Regions from separate parts of the Homo sapiens genome. Here region 2 is linked to region 1. Evidence: chromatin contacts called from ENCODE Hi-C or POLR2A ChIA-PET data. All regions are on one chromosome and are shown on one strand. Each heading gives the region's core, a stretch centred on a gene start or an enhancer-like site at or near the end of the contact. The rest is flanking DNA. Distances are from core to core; before and after follow the strand shown. Region 1 holds the start of NEU1 (neuraminidase 1). Region 2 holds the start of RGL2 (ral guanine nucleotide dissociation stimulator like 2).

Region 1 (3,505 bases), core at 294-2,793:
TGGCTCACGCCTGTCATGCCAGCACTTTGGGGGACCGAGGTGGGCAGATCACCCTGAGGTCAGGAGTTCGAGACCAGCCTGGCCCACATGGTGAAACCCCTCTCTACTAAAAATACAAAAAATTAGCTGGGCGCGGTGGCGGGCGCCTGTAATCCCAGCCACTTGGGAGGCTGAAGCAGGAGAATCGCTTGAACTCAGGAGGCGGAGGTTGCAGCGAGCCGAGATTGCGCTACTGCACTTCAGCTTGGGCGACAGCAAGACTCCGTCTCAAAACAAAGAAAAAAGATTAAAAAAAAAAAAGAGCCATTAGAGAGACTTCCCAGCAGGTGGCTGTAGCGGCAGGGGATTTTCTTACTCTACAGCATGCATCCATTCAGGGTTTGCCAGTCTCCTCCTAAGCGACTGACATGCATTTTTTCCGCTAATTCTTATCATCGCTCTATGCAACATAATATTCCCGACCCCACTTCACAGGAGGAAACTGAGATTACATAACCTGCCCGGGGGTAAGGGTGGTGGTGCAGCTTGGATTCCAAATCCCGCAGGCAGCTTGCCTCCCAGTCCCCGATTTCCTGGCCCCAGGGTCCGCTCTAACCGGTCTCTGTTGCGGCTCAGTGGAAGACCTGGAGCGGAACAACGGCTCCCTGGACCGGCCCTACTACATGTCCAAGAGCCTTCTAAAGATTCTGGGCAAGAAGAACGAGGCGCCCCCGGACAACAAGAAGAGGAAGAAGTGACAGCTCCGGCCCTGATCCAGGACTGCACCCCACCCCCACCGTCCAGCCATCCAACCTCACTTCGCCTTACAGGTCTCCATTTTGTGGTAAAAAAAGGTTTTAGGCCAGGCGCCGTGGCTCACGCCTGTAATCCAACACTTTGAGAGGCTGAGGCGGGCGGATCACCTGAGTCAGGAGTTCGAGACCAGCCTGGCCAACATGGTGAAACCTCCGTCTCTATTAAAAATACAAAAATTAGCCGAGAGTGGTGGCATGCACCTGTCATCCCAGCTACTCGGGAGGCTGAGGCAGGAGAATCGCTTGAACCCGGGAGGCAGAGGTTGCAGTGAGCCGAGATCGCGCCACTGCACTCCAACCTGGGTGACAGACTCTGTCTCCAAAACAAAACAAACAAACAAAAAGATTTTATTAAAGATATTTTGTTAACTCAGTAAATCTGTGACTCATTCTCTCCACGACGACAGGCGGCCTTTTTTTTTCCGCGCCCGGCTCTTTAAAATCGGCCCCGCCCCTGTGACGTGTCCTGGTGCCGCGGCCAATCAAAAAGCCCAATAAGGATGGTGCCAGTCCCTTCTTCACCCCAGCCAGTCCGCTTCCCGTTCGGGTCACGCGCTCCGGGCCTCCAAGAGGGCCTCCAAGAGGGCCAATCGGAAGGGCAAGCTTCGAGATGCTGCGTGATCACGTGGGAGGAGATGAGCTACTTGAAGACCAATTAGAGTCCGGGAAGCGCGGCGGGGCCTCCAGACCGGGGCGGGCTTAAGGGTGACATCTGCGCTTTAAAGGGTCCGGGTCAGCTGACTCCCGACTCTGTGGAGTCTAGCTGCCAGGGTCGCGGCAGCTGCGGGGAGAGATGACTGGGGAGCGACCCAGCACGGCGCTCCCGGACAGACGCTGGGGGCCGCGGATTCTGGGCTTCTGGGGAGGCTGTAGGGTTTGGGTGTTTGCCGCGATCTTCCTGCTGCTGTCTCTGGCAGCCTCCTGGTCCAAGGCTGAGAACGACTTCGGTCTGGTGAGTCACCCTTTGCATAGCCCCATCCCCGACCCGCGCAGGTGATCGACACCTAGTGTCCCCCGGAACGCGGGCGGCTGAGCCGACTTTCCGCGACAGGACCCTTTTCTTTCTCCCAGACCCCGTTTCCTCCTACCGCTCCCAGCCCCTCTCCCTCTCCGGGTCCCCGTCCTTCTCCTCATTCGAGCCCCTTCCTCTTTTGGGGTCCCCTTCCCTCCCTGAAGGCGCCTTCTCCTTTCGTAGACCCTCCCCTGCTCCGAGCCTCCAGCTTCGCTCCAAACTCCCCTTCGTGTTCCTCTTTCTTGTTCTGGGACCCCATCCCCTACTCGGGATCCCCATTAGATCCTCCCTCTCCCATCGGAACGTGGGTTCCTAAAACCCCCAAGACAAGTTTGTCTTTGTTGACCCTTCCTCCTCCCATGACAGGTGCAGCCGCTGGTGACCATGGAGCAACTGCTGTGGGTGAGCGGGAGACAGATCGGCTCAGTGGACACCTTCCGCATCCCGCTCATCACAGCCACTCCGCGGGGCACTCTTCTCGCCTTTGCTGAGGCGAGGAAAATGTCCTCATCCGATGAGGGGGCCAAGTTCATCGCCCTGCGGAGGTCCATGGACCAGGGTATAAAGATGTCTGGGTGAAAGAGCCGGTGCTAGGTTGGATGGGTGGGCAGCCCAATGAGCCCAAGGGCCCTGAGGATAGGGGAACTTAGAGGGTTGGTTGCCTGAGTCCCTGAGGGGTAGAGGGAACCCGAGAAGGGCAAGTGTCTAGGACAGTGATCTGGAAATTGGGATCACCAAGGAGTTGGACATTCACTTAGCAAACATTTATTGGGTACTATATACCTATACCAGGCACTATTTTAGGTTTCATGAATATAGCCACGAACAAAACAGATCAAAAATCTCTGCCCTCAGGATTTAAATTGTACTGGAAGGAGACAGACAAGCATAATAAACAAGTAAACTTTTTTGTCTGTTGCAAGGTGATAAATGCAATGGAGAAAAATAAAACAGGACAAGAGGTATAGATAGTGCAAGTGTTGGATTGCACCCTGGGACCATCGGAAGGCCTGAGGTCCCTAGCAGAAGGTGGGAAATTAACGGGAAGTGGTAGAAAGGGTACCTGCAGAGTGCTCACTCTGGGTTTCTTCCTCCAATTTTTTTCAGGCAGCACATGGTCTCCTACAGCGTTCATTGTCAATGATGGGGATGTCCCCGATGGGCTGAACCTTGGGGCAGTAGTGAGCGATGTTGAGACAGGAGTAGTATTTCTTTTCTACTCCCTTTGTGCTCACAAGGCCGGCTGCCAGGTGGCCTCTACCATGTTGGTATGGAGCAAGGATGATGGTGTTTCCTGGAGCACACCCCGGAATCTCTCCCTGGATATTGGCACTGAAGTGTTTGCCCCTGGACCGGGCTCTGGTATTCAGGTCTCTGTCCTAGGAGATAGGTGGAGGGGGCTGCCTTGTGGAGAGTCTGAGGGATACCCCCAAATGGACTCCTTTCCAAGGGGAAGATTCTCTGAAGTCAGATTTTCTGGCTTGGGTGGGATTCCTTGAAAGACAGGGCATCCTGGTAGGAACACATTATCAGGAGAAGAGGGAACTCTGCCATTGGCTTCCCATTTGGCATTGTCAACAGGACTGCGTTAGTCCATGCAATACCCTCATGCAAAGTAGAAAAAGGCACTGCCTCTTTGGACAGACACAAGCCTGTGCCAGGGTGCACAGCTTGGCGAGTGAGCACAGGTTGGGTTTAA
Region 2 (3,753 bases), core at 112-2,611, 1.4 Mb before region 1:
GTAGGGCCGAGGTTACATTTGGAGAACCCGTACTCTAGGGCCAAATCCATTCTTCTTGCCCTGGCTCACTTGTCCCCCCCACCGCCCCGCGCTGGAGCCACTGCCTAGTTCTTCAGCCCTAGATGGTGCTCGCCAGACCTCCTCTCAATGCTCATCACACACAGGGCTATTCCTTTCCTCCAATGAACCAAACGCCTCCCGCCCACCTCCAGGTCCCAGTCCTCTGTTCCCTTTGCCTGGTCCACCCTTGCCCTCCCTGGGTCGCAGACGAGGTCGGCCTCGTCATTCCCCGCAGACCGCCGCGCGTCCCTCTTGTGCGGTTCACCACAGTTGTATTTAAGTGATCGTGTGAGTCGTCGTTAAATGCCTGTCTCCCCGCGGATCATGGGCTCCTCGAGGACAGGGACTGGCCTGTCTGTCCACTGCTGTAACCCCGCGCCGGCATAGGGACCTAAGGCCCACTGGAGGGCGCTCATCAAGTAGCTGCTGGATGTTGACGAAGGAAGCGGCGGCGCAGCTCAGGGATCTCCGAGTCAGGACGGTCGGCCAGACCCACGGGGTAACGGGTCTAATCGTGTAGGAATAAAGCTGTATTCCAGTGCTTCCAAACGGTTCTCTCATTCCAACCCCTTTCCAAGCTCAATGAATATTCCAATCACCTCTGGTCCCTTCCAGTGACCCTGAACCGCTCAGAGAACGCCCCGTCGACACCGTTCGGGGCGGGCGCCACTACTGGCGCATGAGATGCGCTCAAGCAGAGGGTACTCCACCAGCGAGGATACACCGAGCCGACGGGGATCTCGGTCTCGGCGCCGGAAGCCTCTGAGAGCCGAATCTGGAACCGGATGTGGCTGCTTCCTGCCCCGCCCCCTGCCGAGGGGGCGGGAATCGAGGGCCCTTCGGAAAACCCGGCCGGGATTTCGGTCAGCTACATTCGTGGGTTGTGGTAGGGAGGGTAATCCCGTGGGGATGGAGTGACCGGCTCTCTCTCCGCCTGAAACGCTTCCCGCGGGAGTTTTAGCCGTGTTATTGTTGGGGAAGGGAATGTCAAATTCTGCTCCTGCCTTCCCCCAGGGGCTGGAGACTGGAATCTTTATTCCAGTTCATTGCGGGTCGACGTGGTCTCCAGAATCCCCGAGTGTAGAGGCGGAGGACAGTGGAGCTGGGGACTCGGGCGCCTGGGTCCTGGTCCCTGAGCGTCCAGCGCTCCCCTAGTCCGCGGCCCTGGCTCCTGTCCTCACTTCCTTCCCCTTTTGGCTCCTGCTCTCGGAGCGGGCGGACGCGGGGGGGAGCGGAAAGGGCGGGAGGGCCCAGGAGCCCGGCGGGGGGGTTCAAGGGGGTACGGAAAAGCCGGGGAGGGGACTCGGTCCGGGGCCGGAGACCGACGGCAACAGCGGCTCAGGACCCACGCTGCCCCCACCCCTCCCGAGCAGGTCAGAGCCTGAGCACCCTGCGCGTCCCCGTACTCGTGACCTCCTCCTTCCCCAACAGCACCAAGGGCCCCCCTATTCCACCCTTCTGTTGCCCCCTCCCCCAACCTTCCTGCAGAACTCCCTTCCGGTCTTCTTGACACCCACCCACGTCCCTTCCCTGCCCGGTTCCCCCGCGCCTGCCTGACTCTCCACCCCCACCCCACCCCGTCTCTCCCCAGGCGCCCCCATGGCCCGACCCCGCTGATTCCTTCACTCGGCCATGCTCCCGCGGCCCCTGCGGCTGCTTTTGGACACGAGCCCCCCCGGGGGAGTCGTACTGAGCAGCTTCCGAAGCCGGGACCCCGAAGAGGGTGGGGGCCCAGGTGGCCTGGTCGTGGGCGGGGGGCAGGAGGAAGAGGAGGAGGAAGAAGAAGAGGTGAGACGCGGGTGGTGGGAGGTAGGGGGCGTATGTATTTCTGAAGTCTCCACTTTTCTCTTGTCTCTGGGTCCCTACATCTCCTCCTCCTTGCCTCAGTTATTCTCGCGCCTCCCTGGGTGTCGGCCCGTTTCTCTGCTGCGGGGAGTCCTGGCGTCTCCGTGGTTCTCTGTCAGTGTGACTCAGGACCTGCCCGCAGGAACCTGCCCTGTTCCTGCCTGGAACTTCTGGCTGGCTGTCCTGTCCCTGCGGGTCTTTGGCCCTCCACCTCTGCCTGCCTGAGTGTGCCTACCTCTCTGAGCAGTCGTGTCTTGGTCCCTGTCTCCCTCCTTGTTTTTGTTTGGCGGGGAGGGGTTTGTTTCCACAGTAACCAGCTCCTCTGACTCTGGGATTGGGGAGGGAACCCTCAGATTTCGTGACCCCTCCTTCCCTCTCTCCCCCTTCCCCCCGCCCCCCCGCCCCGCCCCGGTCCTGGGTAGAGGCCGGGAAGCCACGGTTCTGGGACCTGGAGGAAAGATCCTAGGGTGGGTAGAGAGTGGTCATCTGTTTTCATTAGGGATTAATGGTGGTGGCCAGGAGCAGGATTTCGGGCCTCAGGAGGGGCCAGAATTTGGATTTGGGGCCCCGAGGCCCTAAACTCCTAGGTCCAGATCCTAGGTGAGGGCAGGTTGACTGGCAGGGCTGGTTTTTCGGGATCGGTCGGGGGAGGGGCTGGGGCCACGTGACTCTCTGAGTCTACCGCCCCCAACCCCCTATCATCCCACTTCCCCTTTTCCTTCCTGTACTGGGATTGGAGCTGCTACCTTCGGGGGTCCCTTAGGGCTGAGATAGTGGAGGCGCTACCCGAGGGACCAGGGTGAAAGGGGTCCTGAAAAAGACTAATTCTCTGGGCTGGTATAGTCCTTGGCCGGGAGGGGCGGGGCATGCGGCAGTGCCTGGACTGAGGTTTCAGCTACCCCTAGTCGCTGCCTCTGGCTTGCTGCCTCTCGCTTCCCTCTCCTGCCCTTTGTACCCTGCTTCTCTGTCGTGTGTGGGTTCAGCTCTGGGGAGAAGGGGCTTTGGGGGTCTCCAGGATCAGAATTCCTGTACTCCATCCACGCCTCCACTGCAGCCCCTTCGACTCCACCGGGGCCCTGAGGCGGCTGGGGTGGGGCTGTCTGGGCCCCAGTGGGGGAGACCTGGGGTCACCAGCTCCCCCAACCCTTCCTCGCACTCGCTGGTACTATGCCCTGCCACCACAGGTGAGGGGTACAGAGGGAGGAGCAGGGCCTGGGGTGAAGGCTGAGGGCAATGGGGGGTGGTGTGGAACTGTCTGACTTCCCCTTCCTTGCTCCTCCAGGCCCCTGTGTCCGTCTGGGATGAGGAGGAGGATGGTGCCGTGTTTACCGTCACAAGCCGCCAATATCGACCTCTTGATCCCTTGGTGAGATCATGACTTTAGCTTCTCACCTCTGACTCTTCATTCCCAGTTTTCCTTCCTCTGGCTGACTTTCTGGCCAGAGTGCTAGGTTGGAGTTCTGGAGTCCTGGACTCTGCTGTGTGACATAGGCCAAGACTCTTGCCCTCTCTGAATATCAGAAAAATGAGTCTGGAACATCTCCTGGGTCTGGGATTGTCCTCAGAAATCTAGGTGCAGAGTGGGAGAAAGGGTTAGCGATCATCTCTCTGTGTTCTCCAGGTCCCTATGCCTCCCCCACGTTCCTCCCGACGGCTCCGAGCTGGCACTCTGGAGGCCCTGGTCAGACACCTACTGGATACCCGGACATCAGGGACTGATGTGAGCTTCATGTCAGCCTTCCTGGCTACCCACCGGGCCTTCACCTCCACGCCTGCCTTGCTAGGGCTTATGGCTGACAGGTCAGAGTCATAAGGGACGCAGGGTAGTGGAGTATCTGCCCGGATTTC

The links. A loop is a pair of places that touch in the nucleus more often than their neighbours do. ChIA-PET counts read pairs that join two places held with the same protein, here RNA polymerase II (POLR2A). Pooled maps may share reads with other maps.
Region 2: a loop to region 1 is called in a map of CD4-positive, alpha-beta T cell, with 4 times the contacts of the local background. The contact joins the promoter of RGL2 here to the promoter of NEU1 in region 1. A Hi-C loop is called at or near these places in 1 of 168 maps with a recorded cell type or tissue (CD4-positive, alpha-beta T cell), 3 of 37 single-sample maps with no recorded cell type and 11 of 50 pooled maps. POLR2A ChIA-PET finds 5 or more read pairs at or near these places in 1 of 52 experiments (B cell).

What each region holds. Positions count from the first base shown.
Region 1 is chr6:31,860,859-31,864,363 of GRCh38, reverse strand. NEU1 (neuraminidase 1) reads left to right here and starts at 1,543. Exons shown (of 6, transcript NM_000434.4): 1 at 1,543-1,746; 2 at 2,173-2,365; 3 at 2,914-3,176. The coding sequence starts at 1,588. SLC44A4 (solute carrier family 44 member 4) reads left to right here. Exons shown (of 21, transcript NM_025257.3): 21 at 616-1,172. The coding sequence ends at 737. RefSeq lists enhancers at 1-112, 113-736, 737-1,362.
Region 2 is chr6:33,296,550-33,300,302 of GRCh38, reverse strand. RGL2 (ral guanine nucleotide dissociation stimulator like 2) reads left to right here and starts at 1,361. Exons shown (of 18, transcript NM_004761.5): 1 at 1,361-1,433; 2 at 1,652-1,848; 3 at 3,188-3,271; 4 at 3,527-3,705. The coding sequence starts at 1,693. TAPBP (TAP binding protein) reads left to right here. Exons shown (of 8, transcript NM_003190.5): 8 at 1-609. RefSeq lists enhancers at 1-193, 1,896-2,396, 2,483-3,010 and a silencer at 950-1,128.